3 separate regions of the Homo sapiens genome follow, and all the other regions are linked to region 3. The links are chromatin loops, found by intact Hi-C in ENCODE. Cell type or tissue: endothelial cell of umbilical vein. All regions are shown on one strand. Region 1 overlaps PTPRD (protein tyrosine phosphatase receptor type D). Region 2 overlaps PTPRD (protein tyrosine phosphatase receptor type D). Region 3 overlaps PTPRD (protein tyrosine phosphatase receptor type D).

Region 1 (4,000 bases), 62 kb before region 3:
TGTTACACAATATTACCATAGTGAATTAGGATATTAAATAAATAAGATAAGCTCTCAGTATGGGAGAGGCTGATAAAATAAAAGAAAACAAAACACTGGCAAATGAGATGTCCATAGAGAGCTCTGAGAGAATGTAAACATGCCTGGAATCAGGAAGACTTATGCCTGGGCAAGGTGGTGTGAATGCCCAGGACTGACCTGAGGGTCCCTAATCTCTTACTTCTAGCTGACCTTGAGCCTTTGTGAAAGCAGAAAGTGAAGCTGAGGAAAATATGTAAACTGCCTTGCTAAGTATTGAAGTTGTGCTGTATTAAAACACAGAGGCCTTCTGCAAAGGTTGGGAGACCTATTAATTCAAAGCATTTAAGGTAATTATTGTCTAATTATTAGCTGACCACTATAAGGTCCTCAGAAGTGATTTCAGTGGCTTCATACGGCAAGGAATACAGACTTTACAGAATTCATCCAGGAAGGTTACTAAAGAAAATAATATTAAGAAGAACAACAAGACAACCTTCAACAACAAACCCTGAGAGAAAGAAGAGCTGATTTTCAGAGTTGGCATATTTATATTAGATTAAATATCCAGTTATCAAAAACATACATTTGGAAACATTTAACAAACCAGGAAGTATGGCCTGTATACAGGAAAAAGAGCAGTCAGTAGAAACTATCTTTGAAGAAGCCCAGGCATTGAATTTACTAGACAAACACTTCAAATTAGCTATTGTAAACATAATCCAAGACCTAAAGAAAACAATGTCCAAATAATTAAGGAAAACCTAAGAATAATATCTTGCCAAATAGAGAATCTCAATAAATAGTTAGAAATTATAAAAGTGAGTCAAGTAGCTATTCTAAAATTGAAAGCAAAATAACTGAAATTAAAAAGATATTCACTAGGGAGACTTAACATTTGAAATGGCAGAAGAAAGAATCAGCAAACTTGAAGATAAGCAATTTTTTTTTTTTTTTTTGAGACAGAGTTTCACTCTTGTTGCCCAGTCTGGAGTGCAATGATGCAATCTTAGCTCACCGCAACCTCTGCCTCCTGGGTTCAAGCGATTCTCCTGCCTCAACCTCCCGAGTAGCTGGGATTACAGACAGGCATGTGCCATGATGCCCAGCTAATTTTGTATTTTTAGTAGAGATGGGGTTTTTCCAAGTTGGTCAGGCTGGTCTTGAACTCCCACCCTCAGGTGGTCTGCCCACCTCAGCCTCCCAAAGTGCTGTGATTACAGGCGTGAGCCACCGTGCCTGGCCAACATGCAATTTTAATAAAGGAATTATTAAGAAATAATTTTAGGCAGATAGAGAGAGTAAAAAGAGTTCTTGGTAAGGCTTTTTCTTTTAATAGAAACAGCTCCTGAAACGTTTTTTTCTAGCAGAAAGGCAGCTTGAAAAGCCAGGCTGGCAAGTATTGATATGCTAATGTGGGTGATTAGAAAGTAGGTGCACCCAACATGGCCAACATGGCAATTCCCACCCTCTTCTCCTTGTCACCACATATGCCAGGCATCATGGCCACCCCCAGATAGCTCCACATGTGCAGGACTACATGACAGCTATAATTTGCATATTTAAAAGGCTAGGATGGGAGGGCCAGGTTTTTCACAGGCTACATGAATGACACACCTGGTGATACCAATCGCCTGGGCCATATGCAAATCAGACACCTTCTCCTCCAGCCTCTCAATATTACCAACCACTTTTCTGCCCCACACAGAGTTTCTTTCTTGGAACACAAACCTGCACGCTGTGCACATGTACCCTAGAACTTAAAGTATAATAAAAAAAAAAAAAAATATATATATATATATAAAAGAAGAAGAAGAAGGAATGCCCAGGCAGCAAGATGAAGCCACCTCGACCCTGTCCAGCCTGTGGTGAAGACCACTGGAGACAGAACTGCCCTCGGAGGTGGAGGTCACTGGGTGGAGTCTCACAGATGGTCCAGCAGGATTGATGGGTCCCGGGGCTCAAACCGTGGGTCCAGCAGCTCAAACTGCCATTATAGCACAGGAGCCCCAGGTGATTCTGGAAATTGAAGGAAAAAAAGTAGACCTCCTTCTAAGCACTACAGCCAGTCTCTCTTTTCTCCTCTCTAATCCAGGCCTCTCCCCTTCCCATAGCATGACCTTAAGGGGCATCTCAAGAAAAACTCTAATCCAATATTTTTCTCAACCTTAGTTGACACATACTTCCCAGACATTATCATGATAGCTCTACTAGTCAAAAAAAAAAAATCCCTCCAAATTAACCCTAGGACGTAATTTAGCTGTTTACACTCAACATAATGTGGCAGGATCACTGTCCTCTAGGGGAGCTCTAAGCTAACAAATAGCCAGGAAAGCAAGAAGTACACAAGGCAAGATAAGCAGTAGTTGCTCTAAATAACGTCTCTCTCCAGGCACAAGTGCTCAATTAGCTGAGCTAATAGCTCTAACAAGACCACTTGAGATAAGCGAGGGAAAGGTAGCTAACATTTTTACTGACTCCAAGTACTCTTTCCTGATTCTCCATGCTCATGCTGCCATTTGGAAGAAAAGACATTTTCTTACCATCAATGGATCTCCAGGAAATATCACCAAGAAATTAACAGGTTATTATCCTCAGTTTTTTTTCCTTCTATAAGAAATAGCAGGGATGCATTGCAGGGGACATCGAAAGGAAACAGATGAGGTAGCCAAAGGAAATAGATTAGCTAATCAGGCAGCTAAGTCAGCAGCAAGGAAGCCTCAAGGCATTAGCACAACTAGCAAATGGCCAACCCCAGGAAATGAAACCACGTTTATTTAACCCAGGAGATCTGGTATTAGTGAAAACTCTCACTTCTGCTTTCTTCCCTACGCTCGGGCTGGGAAAGGCCCGACACTGTTCTTTTGACAGTTACAGGAATCATCTCCTGGATGCACCACACTCAAGTCAAAGCCTAAAAAGCTAAGGGAGCAACCCCTGAAAGCCCAGAGGAAAGTCCTGAATCTCAATGTGGAGAAATAGAAGACCTTAGGCTGAAAATCATGAAAGATAAGTAACTGGGGAAGGGCTGCTCATCTTACTCAGTCCCACTGCTACCTCACCAGACTTTTTATTATTTCTGCCCTTCCCTCTCAAAATTTGCCACCAAATATTAGAACTTCTTTTTAACACATATTTGCAGGGAGAATTTAATTATACATGGGATTGCATTTGTAACTTTGTAGCTTCCCAAAGAGAAATGTTGTCTTGGCAAGTAAAGTTTTAAATGGAAATTATTTACTACGTCACTCTCATGGGAATTGTTATAGTCACGCTACTATTTGCAATAGAACTATACACTATGACACCCACGATGTGGAATTCTGGTTGTAAAATTCTAATTGCTGTAATATTTTGCCTCATTATACTTAGAGCAGGATAAGTAGTTACAGGAAAGATTTCGTCAAGGTTGTTTTGCTTACAGCAGGAGTAATAGTTTTTACTATCATTAAGTTTGACGGGACTTTTTACCGAAGGTTGCTAATGTGATGCACTCTAAGCTATGAAAAGGTTATAGAGAAAGAGATTTTATATAAGGAAGGATCTTGTTTGGTAAATTCTTGTCCTAAAAGGAAATGACCGGTTGTTTAGAGAAAGAATGTTTAGGACAAGTCAGAAAGTTTAAGTCTGTTGTAAGAGGGTCTGTGAAAGTCATGAAAAAATTTAATAATTAAAGGAAAGGAATTGTCAAGATTAATGCCAAAGTTATTTAGCCACCGAATAATGTATCTCTCCCAATCATACTGCAAGTTATAAAAATTGCCTAAGCCTAAAGTTATTCTCCAATGGCAAGTCAAGGGGGAAATGTATGCTCTTCTCAAGGAAAATGTTGCTTTTATATTAATGTTTCTGGTAATGTACATAAACATCTAGTGGAGGCAAACTGGTGTTGCAATACATGGGTGTAACTAACAAGAGTCAAATTACACTGTTAGTTATAGTCTATAGGACCCCCACTAACAGTGATAATTTTAATACTCAT
Region 2 (4,000 bases), 210 kb after region 3:
CTTATAATTTATGCAGAATATATCTTGAAAGAAATCCGGTTAATGTTATTAACTAATGGTATTATTTTTACTGTAAAATTGCACTGATAACATCAAGTGTATTTGTGCGGCATGGGGTATGGAAAGTGGATAGGAGAGAATGTAAAGAGAATACTTAGCAAGGACTACAATTTGAATTGAGCTTGAGAGGAAACTATAGTTTCAGGAAAAGCGAGAATAGCACTGCATTGCAGGCTAATTTTAGAAAAAAAAAATCTATAACCTAGATAAGTTACTGTTGCAACCCACCTAGGTTAAAAAATTTAGCGTGTAAAGCCCATTAAGAACATTCTGGAAGTTGTCAAACTATTGTCAGAAAACTTCATGAAGAAACCAGGGAATAATTTCTGCCTTTAAAAGTAGTCAGGGGGTTGGGCATGGTGGCTCACATCTGTAATCCCAGCACTTTGGGAGGCCGAGGCGGGCGAATCACCAGGTCAGGAGTTCGAGACCAGCCTGGCTAACATGGTGAAACCCCGTCTCTACTAAAAACACAAAAAAAATTAACTGGGAGTGGTAGCGGTCCCCTGTAATGCAGTTACTCGGGAGGCTGAGGCAGGAGAGTCGCCTGAACTCGGGGGGCAGAGGTTGCAGTGAGCCGACATCACACTACTGCACTCCAGCCCGGGCGACAGAGTGAGACTCCGTCTCAAAAAAAAAAAAAAAAAGGAAAAAACAAAAAAGTAGTCAGGGATGGAGCAGATGGAGTTACACCAACACTTTTGGAAGTAGGTTGAATGATGTAAATAAAAAATAGATATACAAATTATAGGCACTTAGTATCTCAGGAACACTAGCGTCTTGACACTAAGTGTTAAGAACAAATTTATATAGGAAGCAACTATGGTTTAAGCAATGAAAAAAATGTACGTTAATGTATTATTAGAGTCGTGGTTTATGAATAAAAAGATGAATTCATAATTTTTTTAATGGTTAAGTTTTTCAGTCACTGATAGCAAATGATTGACACCTACTAGCAAGATATGAGAAAGAAAGAAAATTCTTGCCCAAGGCATTTCTTGGTTAAGAATTACCTTACATTTTAAGAATAACTAGAGTTTATTTTTGGACTGGAATATAAATTGGTACAATGTTTCTTAAAACATTTTGGCATGTCTTACCAGGAGTCTTAAATGCTTATGCATTTGATCAGACTCTCTTCATAATAGTAAATATAAATGTTATGCACAAAAATGTTCATTAAAGTCTTATTTTTTTAATTGATAACAACAGGAAGACCAACAATAAGAAAATGCTGTATACATTTAATAAACTATCTGGCCATTAAAATTTTGGAATAGTTTCTATGCTCTGAGAAACTTATTATTAGGTGAATACAGTAAAAGTGAAATAAAAATCACACATATCTAATGATCTTGTTTATGTAAAAGATTTACTTGTAGAGAAAATTTTGTCAAAATTTATGCTAAAAAAATATGCTAAAAAAATAGTGATTAACAGCCAGGTGTGGTAGCTCATCCCTATAATCCCAGTACTTTGGGATGCTGTGGCAGAATTGTTGGAGGCTAGGAGTTCAAGACCAACCTAAGCAACATAGCAAACCCCCATCTCCATCTTTTTTTTTTTTTTTTTTTAAATAATTGGCTGAGTGTGGTAGTGTGCTTGTTTAGTCTTAGCTACTCAGGAGGCTGATGCTGGAGAATCGCTTGAACCCAGGAGTTGCAGGCTGCAGTAAGCTACGATCATGCCACTGCACACCAGCCTGGGCAGCAGAGCAAGACTCTGTTGCTATAAATAATAATAATAATAATAATAATAACGATAATAATAATAATAGTGGTTATAACAGAGGGGCAGCATTTTTTATTTGTTATTTTTAAATGTTCTAAATTTGTAACTATGTATTATACTAATAGTTTTCTTAGGGATTTAAATATATAGTTTCAGAGAATACGATTCCTTTGACCTCAAAAACTCTAAAGTGCTCCTTAGTTTGGCATTCAAGGCTAACAATCTGTTACCAAGTAACTTTTGATCCTTCTGACACTCTTCCTTTCCACCTAACACAGATAGATTGATCTTTCTATTTCATCATAAGTTTGTATTTCTCCAGTTCAGGGCTTTTGCTGAGTTCCATTTGTACAAAACACCTCATCTGTTACTCACATTGTCTCCTTCCTGTTTTTAAATCCCCTTTCTAGTACTATATCCTCTCATCCCAGAATCCCTATTTAACCACAATGTTGAACAACTCTCTCAACGGCTACCGTCTGTTTTATGCTACCTTTTCAACGCTAAGTGATAGAAACAAACTTAAACTGGCCTTTACAAAAGGGGTGAAGAGGGTTGGCTAAATATATTCGCCCATCTAGGGCAGGGATTTTCAGTCTCAGCAACATTGGCATTATTTGTTGTCCTGTGCGTTGTAGAATGCCTGGCAGTATCCCTGGCCTCTAGCCATCGAATGTCAGTAGCGCCCTCCAGTGTCACAATCAAAAATATCTCCAGCCACTGCCAAATATCCCCTGGGACAAAATCTCTAGCTGAGAACCACTGCTTTAAGAGGAAACTAAAAGTTCACATGCTCAAACCTTTTGCTCCTCCATCCAAAAGATTTTCACTCCACAAGCTTACTGCTGCCAGCCCCATACCTTGAACATACCAGATTAAACACTCCAGGAAAAAAAATGCATTGTTTAAAATAACAACTCTTGTAAGAAGTCTAATGCAATTTCTAATTGCCCTAACTATGAATTAATCTATTTGATCCACGTAAGAGGACAAGCAAGGGCTTGTGTATGTGTATATGCTACAATGGTGCTACATACTTAGCTGATAATGAGATAAACATGTGGTTCCTATTGAGTAATATTTTTGTTTGTTTGTATGTATGCATGTATATATGTGCATGTGTAAGTTTTAAACAGTAAGAAGTGTCAACAAATATACATATTTGCCCTGTTCTGAGGGTTGCTTTCATCATTATACAACCACCTGAGGAAAGAAAACCCTTTGATTTCTAAGAAAAGAGAGGGTGCTCTACTGTTGCTTACACTTTTTTCTCTGCCTAGTAAGACTGTAAGCTGCTTAAAGGCAAGCAATGTGTTTTTAACATTGGTGAAGGTGGGTACCTTCCAGAGTGCTGTCTTGTAGAAAGTTCAAGATATAGTCCTTTATTAACTGTAACTTTAAAAATTACAACATAACTTACTGGAACTTTTTAAGTCACCGAGAATAAAATGTTCTCATAATTTGTGTTTTACAAAAATATCTACAATTCTATAAAAATCTTCTGAAAAAAGAAAAATTATGTTCTGTAAAACATAATTCTAAAAAGTAAACTTCAAAAAAATTAAAAACTGCTTTAATACTTTTATTAATTTTTTTCCTTAGTAAACGTTAAATTTGACATCTAAACCCAAGTATGTATAATATGACAGAAATTATAAGATTCAAATAGGGAAATACAGAATAAAATACTAAATGTAAGCTTCTTGAGAGGAGGAAATACATGTTACAATGGCGCTACATAATTAGCTGATAATGAGATTAAAAGTTGAGTCCTGTTCAGTAGTATTTTTGTTTGTATGCATGTATATATGTGCATGTGTAAGTTTTAAACAGTAAGAAGTGTCAACAAGTATACATAAACTTATGGAAATATAATTACATACATATATTTTTAAAATCTTTAATTCATCTTCCTTAATCAAATTATTAAAAAAGATTATTATATCATAAATGTTTTTTAAGAATGGTAGCAATAGTTTTTTTGAAAATAAAAGTTTATTATGCTGATATAGCATTCATATTACAACATATTTGTAAAATAGGATGTTATAAGGCAATGCATCTCTAGTTAAGGGCAATAGTCTCAAGTTAAGAAAATATAATTTCAAGTTGAATTTCAAAGAGTTTGAAAGCAAACTAATGAGACTTGTTGTATATATTTTTGCTTCCTATAATTTTACAAAGCAATTTTTATCTGTCAGAGAGGGCT
Region 3 (4,000 bases):
ACAATGTATAGCCAATCGATAGCTATGTTATTTTAATGTAAATTCTTGGTAAACAACTCAAGAATTGGCCCTCACTTCCCTTTAAAAAAACCACTTGCAATTGCTACTTATCAAAATGTATACTCCAGACAATTTAAATCTATGCTCCCAGGTTACAATCTTCAAGTTATCCCAAATAAACTCTCTACTTATGTTAATTTTGCCTCAATTTCTTTCTTTAAGATTGATACCATGAACCTGAATATCATGGATCCTGCTATCAACTGAGTCATGAGGATTAGACTAAGGTGGTAGTGTTTGATGCAATATGGGCCAATTAGATTCTCTCTTATGGGAATTTAAAACATTTCCAGAGACAATAGCTTCTCATATTGAGTTATTTAATGGAACATTCAAAAGAAGGTCCATAAGTTTGCAATACTGACATCCCCTGCTCAGTCACAGCACCTATATTTCCCAGGCGCTGGATAGGCACCATTGTTTTTTTCCAATTTTGGAGTTATGCACCACATTTTAGTTGTAAATATTTAACATGCCTGTTGCTTTGTTTCTATCGTTTGAAATAAAATAACCTTAACTGAGACAGCACATAGGATAATATCTGGTTCTCTGAAATAGGTAGAATTTCTTTTTTTGTCTCAGTATTGGAGCTTTTTTAAAACCAACAAAATAAAATATATAAATAAATTCATTTACTTTGAACATGTATGTACATGCTAAGTTGAATTTGACAAAATTCCATGAAAGTGGATCAGTGAGAATGTGTAGAGGCAACTACTTCAGTCTCGTCTCCCTTGCTAACAGCATTATGTGTTGGCCTGAAGCAGTAAGTTCAAATTTAAGATTATTTTAGTGCCAGCTGAGTCTCAAGAGTGAGCCTGAACTGGAAAAGGGGATTAGTTTAGACATGTTCTTCACATACTCCTGCTCAGCAGTTCAGCCAATATTTACAACTTCCATGTTGCGCAATACTCATGGGCTTCTCCTCAAGGATTTGCATAGCAACCTCGGGTAAATTTAAGAGAAACATATGGCAACCTGTATTCCTGGGAGGCCACAGTCACAATTGCAGCATCCATTGGACCATTCTATTTTACAAGGCAGTTGCTGGTACTAACCATTTCTTACAGTAATATGCAAAGGGGTAAATCACTTAGGGTGTAGTTTACTTCTTGCCAGCATACTTTGGTATATATTAAAGGCTCAAGAGAAAGAGGTTTTATTTATGGACTATGACCTTACTTTGAATTAGAGAATTTAGGTGCTTAGCATTTGAACAGATTGTAAAACTCTTGTCTTTTATTATTTTCTCTATTTCTTTTTCTCATATTTTAGCTATAGATACAAAATTAGATATGAGGATTAACAAATTACTACATCTCAAATCGTTTTTAATTTGTAAGCGTCATAAACATAAAAATATCTTATTGGTTGAGAACAATAATAAAATATTTAAGAAATTAAAAAAAAAACACTAAGCTTTACCTGTGGATATTTTAAGAGTATGGAAAATAAGGTTACTTTGGAAAATTCAAAATAAATATGCTTCATTAGCACATAATTGGAATGACAATGGCAAAAATGTTATTCTCAAAATATTGCTGCATTCAGAGATAAAAATGTAAGTAAGATTATTATATTGCACAGATATTTTTACTCCTTCTAATATTAGTGTTGACTATCAACCAATGAAAAAATCTTTATGAATTTCTAGGTTAGATGCTTCCGATATTCTATTTCCCTGACAACCAATATTCAAAGAATATAAGGAGGTACGACTGCATAATGTGTTTGCTAAAATAGCTTTGTCTACCAAAGCAAAACCTCCTAAAGTGGCCTTAAACTTGATGATAATAACACATTTCATTTCTGTCCTCAGCTTTCAAGTCCCAATTTCATATATGCGTTATAACGTTAAATTGAAGGTTTATTGGTTAAAAGAATATTTTTAAAAAATAGAAGGAAAGAGAGGGAAAGAAAAGAATGGGGAGAAAGAAAACTACTTTCTAAATGCAAATTCACTCAGATACATTGTCCCATCCACAAACTCTTTCCCGTTAAAATAACACAACGCTTTCTACCTACTCAAAGTGTCATTACTGCCTTCTTATTTGAATTAAATATAGGTCAGCTCATGTGTGTAAAATTACGAAAACCCTACAAATATATGAGGTATAATTTCATTTGTCCACTAGAGGGCACTATTGTAATCTCATGAACATGACAGAAATGTGTCAAAGTATTTTTTTAATGTACATAAAAGGGAAATACAGTGTTAAAAGCAAATTGCATTTTTAATTGCCACCAACCTCTAAATACATGACAAATTGCATGCAAATTAGATTTAATTTATCTTATGTTTTATAGGTTCACAAAAGGCTTTTTAAAAAGTATTATATTTGAAAGTTCAGTTTCTATTTTCCCACCATCAGCATACCAATCACAGGTCTTGCTTTTCTTTCTTTCTTTCTTTCTTTCTTCCTTTCTTTCTTTCTTTCTTTCTTTCTTCCTTCCTTCCTTCCTTTCCTTTCTTTCTTCCTTCCTTCTTTCCTTCCTTCCTTCCTTCCTTCCTTCCTTCTTTCTTTCTTTCTTTCTTTCTTTCTTTCTTTCTTTCTTTCTTTCTTTCTTTCTCTCTCTTCCTTTCTTCCTTTCTGTCTTCTTGCTTTCTTTCTTTCCTCTCTTTCTGTCTCTCTCTCTTTCTTTTCTCTCTGACTATCTCTCAGAACATGAGAATACAAAAGAAAAACAATGGTCACATTTTGGGGTCAGGTATATGGTGTTCAGCCAAGGGTATGATATATTCCTTTTGATTTAAATAGAAAAGAAATACTTGCTCATTTAAGTTACTCTCCACTGCTACCCTCCTATGTAACAATGAAAATGCATAACAAGTTCAACAGCCATAATAGGGAAAGACAATGCATATCCTGCAACAGGAAAGGAGAAAGAAGAAAAATATATAACTTGTTCCAATGAGCAAATGAATCACAGAAATAGAATGGAAAGGACCTATTATGCATTGAAGACTATAACTTAGGGAAAACACAGTTCCACTTATGTTTATTTCAGATTACATTGCTTAGCATTTATACTGTTCTTCCAACAACAGCTCTCTCTTTCGCCTTCTCACATCACACACATCTCATAATTGTCTGTGGTAGCTTTTTTCTCAGCTCAAATGAGATTGCTTTGAAGACTAAGTTCACACACTAGAGTAATTAACTACATAATTAGTCTAGAGTGAATCTTATATTGTCTTCTATGATACCTTCCTATTCCCCACCATGTCATTTAATAAAAGCTGCCACTATTTCTAATGCCCAAATTAGGAAATTTAAGAGGCTGATTTATCCAGCCAGAAAGGGAAAAATGAAAGGACAAGAAACATTCTTTTTCACAGAGGAATCTGAAAATAGTTTAGGGCTGCGGAATAGATGTTAGAATGAACATCTTTTCACTTATGTAAAATGAAGGTTTTTGGGGATTGTAATGATCAGCCTAAGTGACTACAATTTATACCAGTGGTTCTAACAGTATAGTCTCTGGACCTGCAGCTTTATTATCACCCGGAACTCGCTAGAAATGCAGCAAATTATTAGGCCCCACCCACAAATACTGAATCGGAAACTCTGGAAATGGAGTCTGGTGATCTAAGCCTTAACAAGCCCTCCAGGGGATTATAACGCACACTAGAATTCGAGAACCATTGATTGATTGATACTGTTAAAAGATTGAATAAAAAACTAAAATCGTGACTCTCATACAATTTTCAACAATCGTATTTCAATTTACTCAACTCACTAATGAGGAGGGTGGTAGGATGTTACAACCAGCTCAAAGGAGAACTCAAATAACTACATATATCTAGGCATTAAAAGATGCTGAAATAAATTTACATAAGATGTAAGACTTTTCTATCCACAGCGTGATAAGTAATTGTATTCCACCAAGCACAATCCATTAGCCTTTCTATGGAGCATTTATAAAATTATTGGTTTTC

The links. Hi-C counts contacts between places; a loop is a spot of excess contacts. Peaks named below come from ENCODE experiments on the same cell type or tissue, not always from the same donor. Only the 100,000 strongest peaks of a DNase experiment are listed, where the experiment ranks them.
Region 1: a loop joins it to region 3, with 8 times the contacts of the local background. A loop is called at or near these places in 3 of 110 quality-filtered maps.
Region 2: it touches region 3 in a loop (15-fold over the local background); 44 of 110 quality-filtered maps call a loop at or near these places.

What each region holds. Positions count from the first base shown.
Region 1 is chr9:9,996,326-10,000,325 of GRCh38, forward strand. All of the region lies in intron 4 of PTPRD (protein tyrosine phosphatase receptor type D), which reads right to left. Among named protein-coding and RNA genes, the nearest start is that of PTPRD, 610 kb to the right of the region's middle. RefSeq lists an enhancer at 2,461-3,660. In endothelial cell of umbilical vein, a CTCF peak has its summit at 2,313; a DNase peak (open chromatin) is centred at 2,576; H3K27ac peaks cover 1,578 bases.
Region 2 is chr9:10,266,501-10,270,500 of GRCh38, forward strand. The region is part of intron 3 of PTPRD (protein tyrosine phosphatase receptor type D); the gene reads right to left. Among named protein-coding and RNA genes, the nearest start is that of PTPRD, 340 kb to the right of the region's middle. In endothelial cell of umbilical vein, a CTCF peak has its summit at 2,485 (motif pointing left); a DNase peak (open chromatin) is centred at 2,441; H3K27ac peaks cover 596 bases.
Region 3 is chr9:10,058,323-10,062,322 of GRCh38, forward strand. The region is part of intron 3 of PTPRD (protein tyrosine phosphatase receptor type D); the gene reads right to left. Among named protein-coding and RNA genes, the nearest start is that of PTPRD, 550 kb to the right of the region's middle. In endothelial cell of umbilical vein, a CTCF peak has its summit at 2,200 (motif pointing right); DNase peaks (open chromatin) are centred at 2,219 and 2,969.